Regions from separate parts of the Mus musculus genome. Here region 2 is linked to region 1. The links are chromatin loops, found by intact Hi-C in ENCODE. Cell type or tissue: heart. All regions are shown on one strand.

The links. Peaks named below come from ENCODE experiments on the same cell type or tissue, not always from the same donor. Only the 100,000 strongest peaks of a DNase experiment are listed, where the experiment ranks them.
Region 2: it touches region 1 in a loop (2.4-fold over the local background); 2 of 42 quality-filtered maps call a loop at or near these places.

The regions. Positions count from the first base shown.
Region 1 is chr2:165,272,085-165,280,084 of GRCm38, forward strand. Slc35c2 (solute carrier family 35, member C2) reads right to left here. Exons shown (of 10, transcript NM_144893.2): 8 at 6,157-6,332; 9 at 5,368-5,497; 10 at 4,438-5,189. The coding sequence ends at 5,062. Among named protein-coding and RNA genes, the nearest start is that of Slc35c2, 12 kb to the right of the region's middle. In heart, a CTCF peak has its summit at 4,049 (motif pointing left); a DNase peak (open chromatin) is centred at 4,019; H3K27me3 peaks cover 790 bases.
Region 2 is chr2:164,920,283-164,928,282 of GRCm38, forward strand. No RefSeq gene overlaps it. Among named protein-coding and RNA genes, the nearest start is that of Zfp335, 13 kb to the left of the region's middle. In heart, no CTCF peak of the experiment used is centred here; a DNase peak (open chromatin) is centred at 4,379; H3K27me3 peaks cover 607 bases.

The DNA.
Region 1 (8,000 bases):
GCAAGCCAGTTACTCCCCACCCCCTTTCTGGTATGCACCAGAAAGGTATCCACCTAGCCACCGTGAGCTTGATCTGAAAGGCCAAACACCTTCCTGACACCACCCAACCTCTGTGCCTTCATGTCTGCTCTGCCCTTGTGTGCCATGTTTTTTCCTTGTGCCTCAGGAAGCTCCTATGTTGTCCTGAGGACTAAGTTCACAAGGCCAGGTCTTTCTCAAGTGGCTCTTCCTGACCCACATGGGCCCAGGCAACTGCTTGTGCCCTTTTGTGTCTCCTATCCTATCACTGTCTGCTTATCTCCTCACCAAGTACCTATCTATCCATCTGCATCCATATATATATATATATATACACACACACACACACACACACACACACACACACACACACACATATATATCCATGCACTCATTATGCATTCACCTACCCACTGATCCATCCATCCATCTATCCACCCATCCATGTACTTAATGTATCATCTATCCATCCATTCTTGTGTGTATCCGGCTATTTATCCATCCATCATCTCTCCATCCATCCATCTATCCATCCATCCATCTATCCATCCATGTACTTATTAATTCTCTTATCTACCAACTTGCCTATGTATGTTTATATGTATGAATGTATCATCTATCCATCTATTCTTGTGTGTATCCAGCTATTTATCCATCCATCATCCATCATCTCTCCATCCATCCATCCATCCATCCATCCATCCATCCATCCATGTGCTTATTCATTTTCTCATCTACCCACTTGCCTATCTATATGTGGATCTATCTATCTATCTATCTATCTATCTATCTATCTATCTATCTATCTATCATCTATCCATCCATCCATGAATCTATTTATCCACCCACCCAATTATTCATTAACCCACTTACCCATTTCCTCATCTGTCCATTCATCTACTCAATCATTTACCCACCCACCCATCTATATCACTCATCCACCCACCCACACTCCCATCTCACCCCTCCCCATCTGTCTATGCAGCCAACCACCCAGCCATCTAGCCCTCATATTTCCCGAATGCCTTCAGTGTGTATCTCTGAGCCCACTGAAATTCTGGGCAGGTCTTTCCTTAGATTAGCAGTTCCTAACTTTTTAGGAGGTAAAAGCTGTTCCTCAGGAGAATACACATGTGCACATACATGCCAGACTGTGTGTGATCTTCTCGGCAGACCCTGCAGAGATCCCCGATGGCCTTGGGGCTTGGTTGTTGTCCTGAGGACGGGGACATCATGATACAGTGGGGGACTGTCTTGATTTGAAGACAATTGCCTACTGGGAGAGATGCCTCTTTCTGCTGCCATGCCCACTGCAGTGACAGAGTTTCAGCAGGAAAAGTTGGTGCCTCTCCTCCCTCCAGGTAACTGATGGGCCCTCAGCTCTAGCACTTGCACCCCAGGACTGCCTTGCTAGTTTGCAAGTGGCTCTTCTCTCTCTCCCAGGGCCACTTTCTAGTAGACTTCCATGTCTCTCCATGGGCTCCCCAGAGGGGCCACTGTGTTTAATGATTCCCATGATCCCCAAGGCTTTAACCAGGCAGGCGCCTGCTGACGCCCCAGAAGCATTTCCTGAATGCATTCTGATGGGTTTCCTGGTCCCCAGCAGGAGAGATCTTCTCAGACACTAAGAGAAAGGGATGGCCCTGCCACCAGATGCCAGGGCCTGGAGTTGCCAACGAAACTGTAAATAACCATGGGAACAGCAGGCAAGCTCATTGGTTGCTCTGATGCTGGGGGAAGGGGCCTGGCTGATGTCAGGGCTGTGTGGCTAGCGGGCAGGCAGAGGTTGGACTGGCAACTCATGGCTGGCAGTGGGGGATGGGAACCTGCCTGTTTTACTGAACAAATTATTTCAAAATTACAACTAGCACTATTCACACTTAAAACAAACAAACAAACAAACAAAAAATCCCATTTTTATAGCACTTAGGGAGGGGTATGTATGAGTAATGCCCCACACTATGGTAGTCAGAGGACAATCTGTGGAGATGCTGTCTCCTTCCTCCATGTGGGGCCCAGGGATCAAACTCAAGTTTCTGGCTTAGTGGCAAGCACTTTTTTTTTTTTTGCCTACAGTGCCATCACTCCACTCCTGGAAATTCCTCCATGAAAGGAACACCCGTTAAGAGGCTCTTGGCTGTAACCCCTAAATGTGGGGACTCCTCTTCCTTGTCACCTGGGTAGGTTGTGGCTTCCTCAATCTGGATACCGACTGCTAATAACTGTGTGTCCAGCACTGTGAGTGGATTTCCATACATCTCTCTGTCTCCACAGTTGCTCAGGAGATAGCGCTATCCCATTTATGGGTAAAGAAACAGACTTGGGTATGTGTGGGGTGGGTGTGTGTGTGTAATCAGCAACATGCCCACTGGGGCAGAGAAAAATGGAGGACGTCTAGATCCTCGGCCTCTGTGAGGTTCGTTTCCTCAGCCAAGTTGAAATAGGTCCACAAATTCTAGCTGGACCGGGCCACCTGGCATTAAATAACTTATATGGAGGGTCAGAGAGTGGCCCCTGTCCTCCCCACCCCTGCTCGCTTTCCCTGGGCTAGGACAAAGGACTCTGCCTTCAAGTGCAGCTGTCTGCCACGTGGCCAACACTCCCTGGATGGCTTCCCCTGGAAGGATGATCCAGGATCCTCCATCCTCAGGGCTTTTGCAATAGGATGCTGGCAGGTACCATGGGGCAAATTCTCCTGGCTCCAGGCAACTCCTCTCAGGCCACCGGGATCTTTACAGCACAGGAAAAAACAGATGGAGATGATCCCCTGAGCCCCAAGGGTAGAGAGGGTACCAGAATTAAAGATGCAGGTATACCAGGCTCTCAGCAAACCCCTGGCTTGTTCTTGTCAGCACACCAACCACAAACGTCCTAGTATATTGGGGTCATTAACCTTCCTCCCACTGTGGGCTCCTGGGAGAGGTGGTGGGCACATAAGCACTTAAAACCCAGACCTAGGTCAACCCCCCCCCTCCGCCCCCCTTCCGCTGCTGCAGCAGCCCTGGAGCTGGGGACAACTGTACAGCCTCAGAGAGACCAGTCACATCCTCAGCTTCCTTCAACCTGGGCAAACGCTGAGTTGCCATGGTGATGCTGCAGCCCCCAAGATGCAGTGGCTGCAGACAGCATGGGTGGTTGGAGGGCTCAGGGCTGAGGGTGGACAGTCTAGACCAGGAGGCCAGGCAACTGGGTGGGCCGGGTGGGGGAGGAGGAAAGGGAGGCCTCCTCTAGGCCTGGCTGGTAATTGCTGCTAAGTGAGGGGCTGTCATTGAACCCAACATGTGAGCGGTGAGGACCCACTCCGCACCCTGTAATTACTGCACCAGACAGCAGTGCCAGATTGTGTCCTGGAGAGGGGGGCGGGGCAGAGCAGACAGGAAGCTCTCATCCACCTGAGCCAGCGGGCTGTGTGCGGCTCTCTCCCTCATAGGCAGCCACCTCAGCCCCTCCTGGCCTGTCTCTTCCCACATCATTGAGTTGGAACAAGAGCATTCTATAATCCTGCCCTCTGAGCTCGCAGAACCCAAGACAGGCAGGGGCCGGATAAGGTAGCTCTCTGGAGTGTGGGGGTTGGCAGGGAATCAGGTCTCAAAGCTGATCATAGTTCCAGTCCCTTTGAGGTTGGCTGCTCCTGGGCCTCAGTCTCCCCGCCAGACTCTAAACTCACAGGGATCCCTCTACAGCAGGGGTGGGCAAGAACTCATTTTGGAAACCAGATTTTACTGGGATGTAGCCACACCCCCTTTGTGTCTGTGCCATGCAAGGCTTCTTTCCTGCTTCAAGTTGCAACAGACACCATATGGCCCTCAATGGAAATATTTACTATTTGTCCCCTCTACAAGTTTGGAGTCCGGCTCATGTTCTGGGCATAGCCAATGCAGCTCGAGTCGCTCCAATTCCACTCAGAGCCCCTCCTGGGTCTTTGCCCAAAGCCACACAGACATCACCGCACAGTCAGGCACCCTCTGCTGCCAGGGTTTGGGCAGGGGTGGCAGCAGGCAGGGCTGGAACCACAGTGTAGGCAAATGGCGCCACCTGCTGTGAGTGCCTGAAGCACGTCTCCGGTCAAGCCTCCTGGGCCAGCAGCACCTGGGCCAAGGCAGAGGAGAACCAGCCCCGAGGACGGTGTCAGGCCACAAGAGGGCTCAGCCCTGTGGCATGACCTTAGAGAAGGGCACAAGTTGGCCCAGAGCCGGTAAATTCTTCTTTTTCTAAGTCTTGGTCTCTTGGTTCTTGACAGTACTTTAAGAATATATAACACTGAATCTGTAACATTTTCCAGAAAGCCTGAGCTAGACATTATTCCCTTTTTAAAAAGGGATTACGCCTTTAAAAAGCAGACACACAACCTACAGCACAGAGAAACTAAGTTATCCGCTTAAGGTCACACAGTACAAGGCAGAGCCGGAATGCAAATCTGGGCTGAGGCACTGGTAGTCTCCAGAGGCTGGTACTGAGCAAACACTCATTTATTTCCTGCGGTGGGTCCATGGTGTGGCCCCAAGGATGGGGCCTGGGGCACAAACAGGAGCATGGGCTACAGAAGGCGGAGCGGAGGACAAGGCCCCAGGCAGGGAACGGAGGAGAGGCCAGGCCCCAGGGCTCTCCCTGCTCTCATGCCTTAGGCAACACTGGGCTGTGGAGAGGAAATCATTATTTCAACTATAAATAAATCTACTCTCTGAGGAAGCTGCAGTCCAGGTGATGAGGCCTAGTCTCTCCATGACTCCTTTCCTGATACCCCACAGTCCGAATCTGAGAGACTACCTCATCTCTCACGTTCACCTTGGCTCTCAGAACCAGAACAATGGTGGAGACAGGCCACTGGCTCCCTTCACTGACAGCTCAGGTCCTATGTGAGCCTGGCATTCGCTTTTTGGGACCAAGCTCCACAGGGAAGAGCCGGAGGCTCAGAGTCCTTGCAGGAAGCTCTGAGGCCACCACTTGCAGCGGCTCTGAGAAACCGGCTGGGCTGCTGGACCTGGCCAAGATCTGCCAGCAGGGATGACCACAGAGTGGCCTGCTTTGCTGCTCCTGGGCTGGTCACTGTTGTCCCTGGGTCACAAAATATTCCTCTTCCCCGTCCTCTTCCTCCTGCTGGCTACTCCGGAGCAGCAGTTCCAGGTCAGCGCTGGAGCCCAGGCTCTTCAGGGGCTTGGGGCCACCATCACCTTGGGGTAGACACGTCACAGTTACTGACCTAGTAAACTTCTCTGGGGATGGCCCTTATATCCTCCCAGGGTGGTAGCACCACCTGGCACATGAGCTACAGCAACAGCTGGCAATTGGTGGCTAGATGGTGGGAGGGGCAGTCAGTAACACTAAGCCATGGGGAGGAGGCCACAGTACCTCTGGAATGTAGAGCCTTGAGGGCCACATGCAGGGAGATGCCAGAGAGGCAGAGGGCAAAGCCCAGCCAGTTCAGGAGGCTGATCTGGTCGCCCAGCAGGTGAGCTGCCAACAGCAGGGTGCAGACTTCCTGTGGGTAAAGGCAGACCATGGGTCAGAAGCTGACTCTGTGGCCAGGAAGGCGGGGCTCTGTGTACACTGAGGCCAAAGCCAGACCACTTGGTGTGACAGGCAGAGGTGGGGACCTCTGTACCCAGACCACCAGCCTGCAGACCTGTTGTTACTGAGATGCATGCCTCTCAGCAAAAACTGAATGCCAACCAACCCCCAGACTGCGGCACACGTGCCCCCAACAGTAAGGGAGTCGGCTGTTGCTAGGCACCCACAGATGGACAGCTCTCAGCATGGCGTTAAGACAGGTCTCTCCTCATCAGAGCTAGAAGATGCTTAACACCCAAATGTTTGCTTTGGGTGTCACTGCTCCGGCATGGGGTCTACCTGACCAGGCTCCTCCATAGACATGACCTGTGCACCCAGCCCTCAGTGCTGGGACTCTGCACAGATCAGCATTCAGTGCTCCAGGCTACTGCCATGTAACTCAAGCTGCCAGTCAGGCCCAAGGTAGGCCCACTGCAGGCCTGGCGGTGTGAGGCCTGGCCTGCGTCCTCAGAGCTACGTGCTGGTGAGAAGTGACACTGGCTCAGCTCCACAGGGGACAATGACATCACATCCTGCATCCCTCAGGGGGCTCCTTCCAGGGCAGGTCTGGGGTGGCTGCCCAGTGTGTACCTTAAAGATGCCAGCGATGGAGAGTGTGAGGCTTGACGTTCTGGAGACCAGGAGGAACTCGGAGAAGCCCAAACCGAAGGCCAGAATCCCACCGAGGAGGAGGCTCCCAAGCACCCACAGGAGCAGCCCTGTGTCCTGGAAGCGGAAGATCTTCTCAGAGGTGGACAAGTGGAGACCTGAAAGCAGCAAGGGGAGAGTGGGAGGCTGGGGCCTGCGCAGCCCTCCTGGCCCTACTCAACAGCTACCATGTTTCTTCAGCATGGTATCGCGGGGTGGGGAGTGCGGCTAGCTGATTATCTGAGGTAGGAGAAAGAAGGGGGGCTTTGAAATAGTCCCCCACAGATGGCCTGAGACTCAGGGACCAAGGTGGCTACTACAGAGCCCAGGGCAATGCGTGTCCATTATCAGAACAGGAGGAATTGTACCTGTGGACTCTGGTGGAGGCTGACTGTATACAGATACAAAATGTACAGATGTAGGGCCCTCACCTTTAGATGACATGCATGTTAGATGACGTGCATGTCAGTATACATGTACACGTGTATACACACACACACACACACACACACACACACACACAGAGCCTTATGCTCTACCACCCATCTATACAGCCCAGCCCACATCTGGGTCTTGCTACTATAAAGCTATGTATGGACTGTGGTGGAGATGGCCCCCTTTGGCTGTGGGTTTCCCTATTGACAGAATGACAGGACAGTGACTAGACTGTCACTTCTTCAGCAAGCAGTGACCTAATGAACTTATCTCAAAAACTACCCTCCACCTTAAGCCCCGAGCTGAGGGGTGGCAGTGCACAGCTGTAATCACAGCACCTGAGGCAGGGGGACAGAGGACTGGCTCAAGCATCAGCTACCCAGAAAGCTCAAGTCCAGCCTGGGCTACACAAGACCCAAATCATACATATGTAAACTACGATGAGACTACAGCCCCTTGTTCCAGAGCACGCTGCATATCACACCAATTTTTGCTTCGATTTTCAGGAGAGGGGCCCCTCCTTCTTAAAGGGCTCCTGGGCTCTTCCCACAGTAAGGCCTCAGGGTGTGTTAGGGGAGGGTGAGGTCACTATCCACTGGGCGCAGTGGACACAGGAGAGCACTGAAGGCAGAGGAGAACTTTGGGGGGCTCAGAGGGGGAGGGGTGCAAAATTCCACAGCAGCATGCCCTAGGCCAGCAGCCTGGCCGTGTGAGCCATCTTGTTTGGTGCCGGGCTCAGAGCGCTGCAAAGGCAAATTGAAGGGAATTCGGGGAAGAGCAACATAAGTAATGAAGGCGCTTGGGGGATTAATTTACCAGAGAAGATTAAAGGAGCTAAGTCCATGCTGCTCTGCTAAGTGGCGGCGACCAGGGGCTTGCGGATGAGGTTTGCAGAGCGGGAACAGTGAGAGGGCCTGGGAGGGGGCGAGTGTGGTGTTTGCTACAAGGGGCATAATGAAGGAATGGGGAGAGATTTTAAAAAGGAAAAGCATGAAGGCTCCACACACAAGTTTCCTGGACAACGGGGCTGCGGAATAATTTCCTCACGGAGGCTGGAGACGCTTCGCTGCTTGAAACTTAAATGGATGTGGGATGGAATTTTCTGTAATGACCCTGAGGACAGTTGGGACTCTGAGAAGGAGGGTAAACAAGTGACAAAGACTAATCCCAAAGCACTGGAGGAAGACAGGTGACAACATTCTGTCCACCTTGTACACCCCCTGGCTTTGCCTCTCCTCTGAAAGCTATGGGAGATAGAACAGTTGTCCATGTACCCAGGCTGCCCCCGAACCCCAGCTGTGGAAGGGACCACTCTGCCCATGCGGACTAACATCCATGGCCGAGCCTCTTGC
Region 2 (8,000 bases), 350 kb before region 1:
AATCATGTATATACTCCGGTGGGCTTTTGGGATACAACTGCCTTTGAGTTGCCCATAGCTACCCCAATAAACTCAGTGAACTTAGTTCACCAAGATAGACTTGAGCAGAACTATTCCTTTGGTCTGCTGTCCATATCGGGGTGAACAGATGTAGGTTCATGTCTCCCAGAAAAAGGCACGCAACATCTGGTCTAGTGGAAGTGGCTGTGACTCCAGGCCGGATCCTCCGCAGGGGACGCTTGTGCTGTTGCAACAGGTGTTTACTGAGTCCTCCCCAGGTACCAGGGGCTGCAGGTGCACCAGGGGCTGCAATCACAGGTCACTAGATACTTCTCACGTCGCTGTAACGCCGTAGGAAACTGGCCCAGGGCTTGCAAGGTGGCTGGAGTTGTGCACGTGGGAGTTCACCCGTGGAGTCCTGACCATCTCCTCACTCTCTTCGGTGCCGTACCATTGCCCTAGACACCACAGAGCTGAGGCGTACTGTAGCTAGTCACTCCTAGCTTCTCTGCAGGCCACTAGGGTTGCATTAAACCTGTTGTTAAAGACCTATTTATAGCCCCAAACTACACTCCTACAGGGGATAATGAGTCCCTAGGGTCGACTCCCCGTGGTGTGAAATGAAGGCTTCTTTTGGTTTCTCCTGAGTCTTTGAGCATTGGAGGGAGGTGGGCTTGTGGAGAAGGGGCCTCAGGATCAGAAATGGGGCTGAGGTTGAAGAGTTTTGTATTTGATGGCAATTCCTCAAGGCAGCAGGTGACACAGCGGCAAACATGTCTCCTGATAGCAAGAAGACAGGTGACAGAGGCAAGGCCTGTATTTGTCTCTTTATTTTGTCTCTTGCCTTGGGTGTCCTCAACATTTAGTGACGTTTGTAGTCTCAGGAGACACGAGACACCTGTTTATACGAATATAGCCTTGGCCCAGAACTGGAGTTTCTCTGTAGTTGACTGAATATAATAAATGGATTATATTATATGTTCCCTTGATGCCCTCTATGTGACTCTGTCATAGTTTGTGCCATACTGTGACACTGCCAGTGACCCTCCAGTGTCTCCAGCAGACTGAGCTAGACCTGGGCCTGCTTTATTTCTCTGTTCCCCAGAGTTTGTTGTTGAGACAGTGTCTCAGGAAGCCCAGGCTGGTGATCTTGAGTTCCTTACAAAGCTAAGGATGACCTTGAACTTAAAAAAAAATTATTTATTATTTTTAATATGTGAGTAATGGTTGTGAGCCTTCATGTGGTTTTTGAGAATTGTATTTAGGACCTCTGCTCGCTCTGGCCGGTCCTGCTTACTCCAGCCCAAAGATTTATTTTTTATTATACTTAAGTATGATGTAGCTGTCTTCAGATACACCAGAAGAGGGCGTCAGATATCATTATGGGTGGTTGTGAGCCATCATGTGGTTGCTGGGATTTGAACTCAGGACCTTCAGAAGAATAGTCAGTGCTCGTACCCATCTTGCCAGCCCGACCTTAAACTTGGTTGTGCCTTCCGAGTTCTGGGATTGTAAGCCTGTGGCACAACACTTGGTTTTATGTGGTGCTCTCAAAAGCCCAGGGCTCAGCCGGGCGTGGTGGCACACGCCTTTAATCCCAGCACCCGGGAGGCAGAGGCAGGCGGATTTCTGAGTTCGAGGCCAGCCTGGTCTACAAAGCGAGTTCCAAGACTGCCAGGGTTATACAGAGAAACCCTGTCTCGAAAAAAAAAAAAAGCCCAGGGTTCCATGCAGGCTAGGCAAGCACTCTGAGCTACATTCTCGGGCTGGAAACGAATTGCTGTATGAATCAGCTCTCAGTAGCATGACCTGGTAGAGAGTACTCCAAGAAAATCACACCAAACCAGGAGCTGCACTTAATACACAGCCTGACCCAGGGTAGCCCTCACTCATGTTGTCATGGAAACAGCAGCTGTAACCCCGAGGAGCTGAAGTCAGGAGTGCAGCAGCTAAGAGCTGAGTCCTGGGCTCTGTGGTTGAGCCAGGCTCCACACTGGGGTGGGGCGGCGGGGGGGGGGGGGTCTCCTGACGTCCCCTCTGCCCCCTTACTTCTAACCCTTAGGATGACATTAATGTATCAGATGGCATCTGCAAAAGTTAAGTGATGAACATATGGGGCTCCCATTTGCTCGGTAACTACACAGAGTAACATCTCACTGCTGAACAGGGAGCCTGGACCATGTCTGCTTTGCAGTAGCTCCAGACACTGGCAGAGTGGGGGGTCTAACCCATCTCCACTGAGTCACCAAACAAGGACTGAGTTAGTGACATGGTGACATTATTCTGCCCAGTGCTTCGGGACCATCTATTCTGCCCCAGATACCACAGAATATCAGCCCAGTCCTGCAGTGTTACACGGTTCAGGAGACCACCTTGGAAGTGAAGGTGGGAACTTCTGGACCTGTGGTGACACATGAAGTTGTGTGACAGATGCTGAACATACTGTGCCAGAGACAAATGAAGAGCTCTGAGAAGGGCATGCTCACTGAGGCTGTGCAAAGGTGATCTGCATTCGGGACCCTCTCTGTCCTCCAGCACCTGGGGCCTCGTACAAGCTGCCTCCAGAGGCTATCGGTGACTTAACACTATCAACCCGACAGGAGGCAAGCTGCCTGGTAAGGAGGTCTGGGCATGCCTGCAAGGGATTGTCCTGGTGAGGTGGACAGTACCATTGTCTGGACAAGGCCTTGAACTTCATACAGAGGAAGAAGGTGACTGAACAAAAGCATCCACTCCCTTCTTCTTCCTAACTGCATGCAATGTGACCAGTTGTTCCAGATTTTTGCTGCCTTGGCTCCCCACGTCCCAGGATTGACTATATCTCAGACTGAGCCATAATGAAAGTCAAGTTGCTTTTCTCGGAGTGTTTTATCACAGCAACACAAAAGTGGATAAAACAGGAGGATGGATGTCGAGGCCAGGCTGAGCGGCAGCATGGCACGGGGCCTTTGACAGCTGCTCTCTGGCCTGGAAGCAAGTGGCATTACCTTGGAGCCAGGGTGGATAGTCACAAAGACAAGATAGTGCAGGGAACTTCAGCAAGGCACCAAGGATGCACTGGGCCCCAACTCCAGCGTCTACCTTCAACACAAAGCTCCCTGCATTCTGGTCATGTGGCTCTGAGAGGGTCAACCTCTCAGGTCAGTGTCCTCATGTGTCACACGCAGGGCCATCACTCCTGCTCGGTTGTCATGGCATTACACGAGACAATGTGGGGAGACAGAACTGGGTCAAGTCCAGGCCAGGCTCCAGTGCTAATTAGCTCTGTGACCTAAGTCATGTCTCCTGTCTGAGCTTTCTTTTCCCCATTCAGATATTGGCCACTGCCTGTCTCATGAGCACTTGGGGACACAGTGGCTAAGGAGTGGCTGCTGGTACATTTATTTGCCTGGGCTCAAGGCAAGCCCTGTCACCTTGATTGGCTTAGTCTCTCTGTGCCTGTTTCCTCTCTGGTAAAGTAGGGGTTAACATAAGTCCCTCTGCTCCATTGAGCTGTGACATTAGATGCTACAATCAAGAGAAAGAAGGTTGGCTAGGTTCTGGAGAGATGGCTTAGTGGTCAAGAGCACTGGCTGCTGTTTTGGGTTTGATTCCTAGCACCCATCTGACCAGTTCACTACCATCTCTAACTCCAGTTCCAGGGGATCTGATGTCTTCTTCTGCCCTTGGTAGCCCCCAGGCAGCCACATGGGGCACAGGCATGCATACAAGTAAAGTATTCTGTTTTGTTTTGTTTTGTTTTGTTTTGTTTTGTTTTGTTTTGTTTTGTTTTTCTAGACAGGGTTTCTCTGTATAGCCCTGACTGTCCTGGAACTCACTTTGTAGACCAAGCTGGCCTCAAACTCAAAAATCTGCCTGCCTGTGCCTCCTGAGTGCTGGGATTAAAGGTGTGTGCCACCACACCCGGCTAAGTAGAGTATTCTTAAGTTAAATAAGTAAATTAAAAGAATGTAGCCTGTAGCCCTCCGCAGCAGCACTCATTAGCTCCAGGTCTGGCACCTCACAGGGACTAATCCTGGCTGCGTGCTGGGTACGCTTTCAGCAGTTTACACTTTACCTCTTATCCTCAAAGCAGGCCTCTGAACTGGGTGATAGACTGTTTCTATTTTGTTCCCGAAATTGAGTCACCCAGAGGTCCAGTGTCTTGCCAGAGGTCATAGAGTGATTAGTGGACAGTCTGAGTCTAGCAGAGTCCTCGCCATCCCTAACAAGGGATCCAGAAATGGGAGCCATTAGAATATCTGTGTTACGGTTTTGGATCCAGGAGGGAAGGCAATTATTCATGTCTCAGTGGAGTAGGGCTTAAATGAGCCCTAGAGGCAGATCTCATGGAGGGATGCCAGGTCTGTCTGCTCACTTCCCTAGCCTTACAGCAGGGGGAGCCCGCTGACTCTGCCTGGAGACCTGGTGTAGGTCCAGCCTATGGGTCCTGTGAGCACTGGAAAGTGCCAGCTGAGAGTAGGTAGCCAGTGCAAAGTCAGGGTGATACAGGCTTGGGTCTGAGCGGCAAGGCACTCGCACAGGTTTCATGCATCCCGGGGCAAAAGATTGGGCCAGAAATTCATGGTCAGATATAGGAATAGAGCTGTTTATTTAAAAGGGGAAAGCTAGAGAAACAGCTGAGCAGTGGAGTGCATAGGGCTCATAGCGACCTTAGATTTCAGCCGTGGGCTCACAGCAGGCTCCAGAGGACCTAATGCCTCCCCTGGCTTCCACATGCACTCCACCCATGGGTATAAACTCAGATAAATACATTACACACATACTTTCTATTTTAAAAAGCTGCCAGCAAATAGAGTTTCAAAAAGAGGGCACTCCTGAGAAAGGGAGTGGACAAGCTAGTGAGCTGGAGAGGCAAGCATATGCTCAAATTTGCCGGGCTGCGAATCTATTCACTGTATGTAGCCCACGTTAGGGGAGGGCTTCCATTCTTCCTAGGCCAAATGGCTTCTTTAATGTGTTGATGAAATATATATATAATTTTTTCCAGGCATGGTTGTGCATGCCTTTAATCCTAGCACTTGGGAGGCAGAGGCAGGCAGATCTCTGTGAGTTCAAGGCCAGCCTGGTCTACAGAGTGAGTTCCAGGACAGCCAGGGCTACACAGAGAAACCCTGTCTCAAAAAGCACCCGCCTCCAATCACGTGTGTGTGTGTGTGTGTGTGTGTGTGTGTGTGTGTGTGTGTGTGTCACTGTGTGCTGTGGAGGTCAGATCTTTCTTTTTCTCTTCTGACCATGCTTGCTGACAAGGTCTTGACCAGCTGAGCCATCTCACCAGAAGTTTGTTCATCTTTTTTTGTTTTATTTTGTTTTTTTGAGACAGGGTTTCTCTGTGTAGCCCTGGCTGTCCTGGAACTCACTTTGTAGACCAGGCTGGCCTCGAACTCAGAAATCCGCCTGCCTCTGCCTCCCGAGTGCTGGGATTAAAGGCGTGCACCACCACACCCAGCTGTTAATCTTGATGTATTTTCTTCAGTCTCTACTCCCCTGCCACGTAGGGTGGTAAGTACCCTGCATTCCCCTACGGTCTGTCGGGTTGCCTTGCATACACCTTCTAGGCCCTCTGTGCGGTTATCGGACTCTTTTGGGTATAGACTGGGAATCGGAAACTCCAAAATTTCAATGAGACATTGCAAGGGAATGAACATCAAAAGATATGAACACAGCACTCAAAACGGTAATGTTAAAAAACTAATGCCATCTCAAGCTTGGTGCGAGAGCCTCCGTGTTACAGATGCTGAGGCGAAGCACCACGATCAAACCAGCTTGGGGAGGAAAGGGCTTATTTGACTTCCACATCACTCTTCATCATCAAAGGAAGTCAAGACAGGAACTCAACCAGGGCAGGAGCCTGGAGGCAGGAGCTGATGCACAGGTCATGGAGTGTTGCTTACTGGCTTCCTCAGTCTGCTTTCCTGTAGAATCCAGGACCACCAGCCCAGGGGTGCCTCCCCCATTCAGAATAGACTGGGTCCTTCCACATCAATCGCTAATTGAGAAAATGCCCTACAGGTTTACCTATAGCCAATCTTACGGAGGCAGTTTTTCTCAATTAAGGCTCCCTCCTCTCTAATGACTCTAGCTTGTGTCAAGTTGACATAAAACCAGCCCGCATGTGCACAGCATTGAGAGCGGAGGGGAGAAGGAAAGGCTGTAAAAAGAGCACTCCAATACCTCCAGTGTATGGACACTGTATGGCTTCATCTCTGTCTTCTGCCTCCTGCTCTACACAAGAGCAGCCAGTGGGGGAGAGTTATCCTCCACTCTCAAGAGGATGGACCCCGACAGTGTCCTGTGGAGTGCTAGAGGCATACCTGAGGCTGTTAGAGTTGGGCCTTCTGGAGTTCCTGGAACCGTGTGTGGGACATCTCAGAGTCTGTGACTCCAGCTGTGAACATGGCTCAGCCTTGAAGAGGGCAGAGATGGCAGAGAGCCAGGGGGGAGACCCCATCAAAGGTTGAGGTCCAAGGTTGAACCTGCCAGGATCTGAACTCCAATGCAGAGCAGTGCTGTTTGTATAAGGGCTAACAAGTCCTAAACAATGTGATAGCACAGAGGGCAATTAAAACACGCACATGTGAGCACCTCAGATGGGGAGAGGGCACGAAACAACAGAGAAGTGCACAGTCGCCTTTCGTTTGTGACTTCCAGATACAAAAGGACCACTGGGGCTTTCTGGCTTCTAGTCTAGAAAAGAAAACTCAAGATCTGGCTAAATTTAAGGGAAGTTGCATCAAAGGAACAGGACACCGGATTCCTTCTTCTGACTTCTGCACATGAACAGGGGCACACATGCACACATGTACACACACCTAAGACAAAACAAAAACGTAAGGCTCATATGCATCAAGCAGCAATCCCCTTCTTCCAGAACATTCTGTGCCAGTGGGGCAGGAACTATTGATGGGGATTGAATCCAGGCAGGGCCTTCGCAACACTACACAAGCACAATATTTGTTTTGGGGTTTTGGTTTTGGGGTTTTTTAACACAGGATTTCACTGTGTAGCCAAGGCTGGCCTCTAACTCTCTCTCTTTTTAAAAATTATGTATTTATTTTATGTATATGAGTACACTGTAACTGACTTCAGACACATCAGAAGAGGGCATCAAATTCATTACAGATGGTTGTAAGCCAGGTGTTAGGCTCTTAGTGGTTTGGGGGTTTTGTACTGTACATTTGAATGTTCTTCCCATCCATGGATGATTAAAGAGCAAAGGACTTTAAAATGATTTTTAACAGCCAAAACAACGTTTTGAGATAGGGCTATATTATGTAGCCCAGGCTGCTTGGGAATTCGAAGCAATCCTCTTTCCCCAGTTTGCTGAGGACTGGGAAGACTGGCGTGAGCCACCGAACCTGGTTACTCAATGCAGTCTTAAAAATGGAAAGCCGGTATTCTAGGTCAGTGCTCCTAGAACATTAGTGAGCCTCTGGGGGCCCCGGGCCCCCACCCACATCCCTAGCACAAAGCCCAGAGACCGAGAGGATGCAGTAAGTGGGGCTTAAAAGCAGTTCCTACCTCAAGATCATAAAAGAAAAACAATTCATACTTCTTCTCTCTAGAGGACTTTCCCTAAAATAAGGCTTCTCGTTGAGGTAACGGGAACAAGGAAGATGTAGCTTCATTTCTTCCAAGTGACTGACCAGCCGGCTGGCTTACCACCATAATCTGTAGTCCCCTTTGCGTCCAGCATTTACCAAACTCCCAGGTACAATCCGTCTGCTTCTGGACTCGGCATCCTGTCCTGGTGACTGCCCCGGAGGTTGTGTCTTTCAACCGTCTGTCCGTCTGTCTATCTGGGGCTTGAGGATGGCGCTTCTCTGTGCTGAGAAACTCTTGTGGGTTCTTAGCCATGAGTGGGGAAAGTAACAGCTCTGAATTCCTTTTTGAGGGCACACCTTTATTCTGCACTCAGAGATCTACTATACCCACTCGGGGGGAAAAAGTGTCAATAATATTACATGAGTGTTTGAAAGAGAATGGCCCTCATAGGCCTG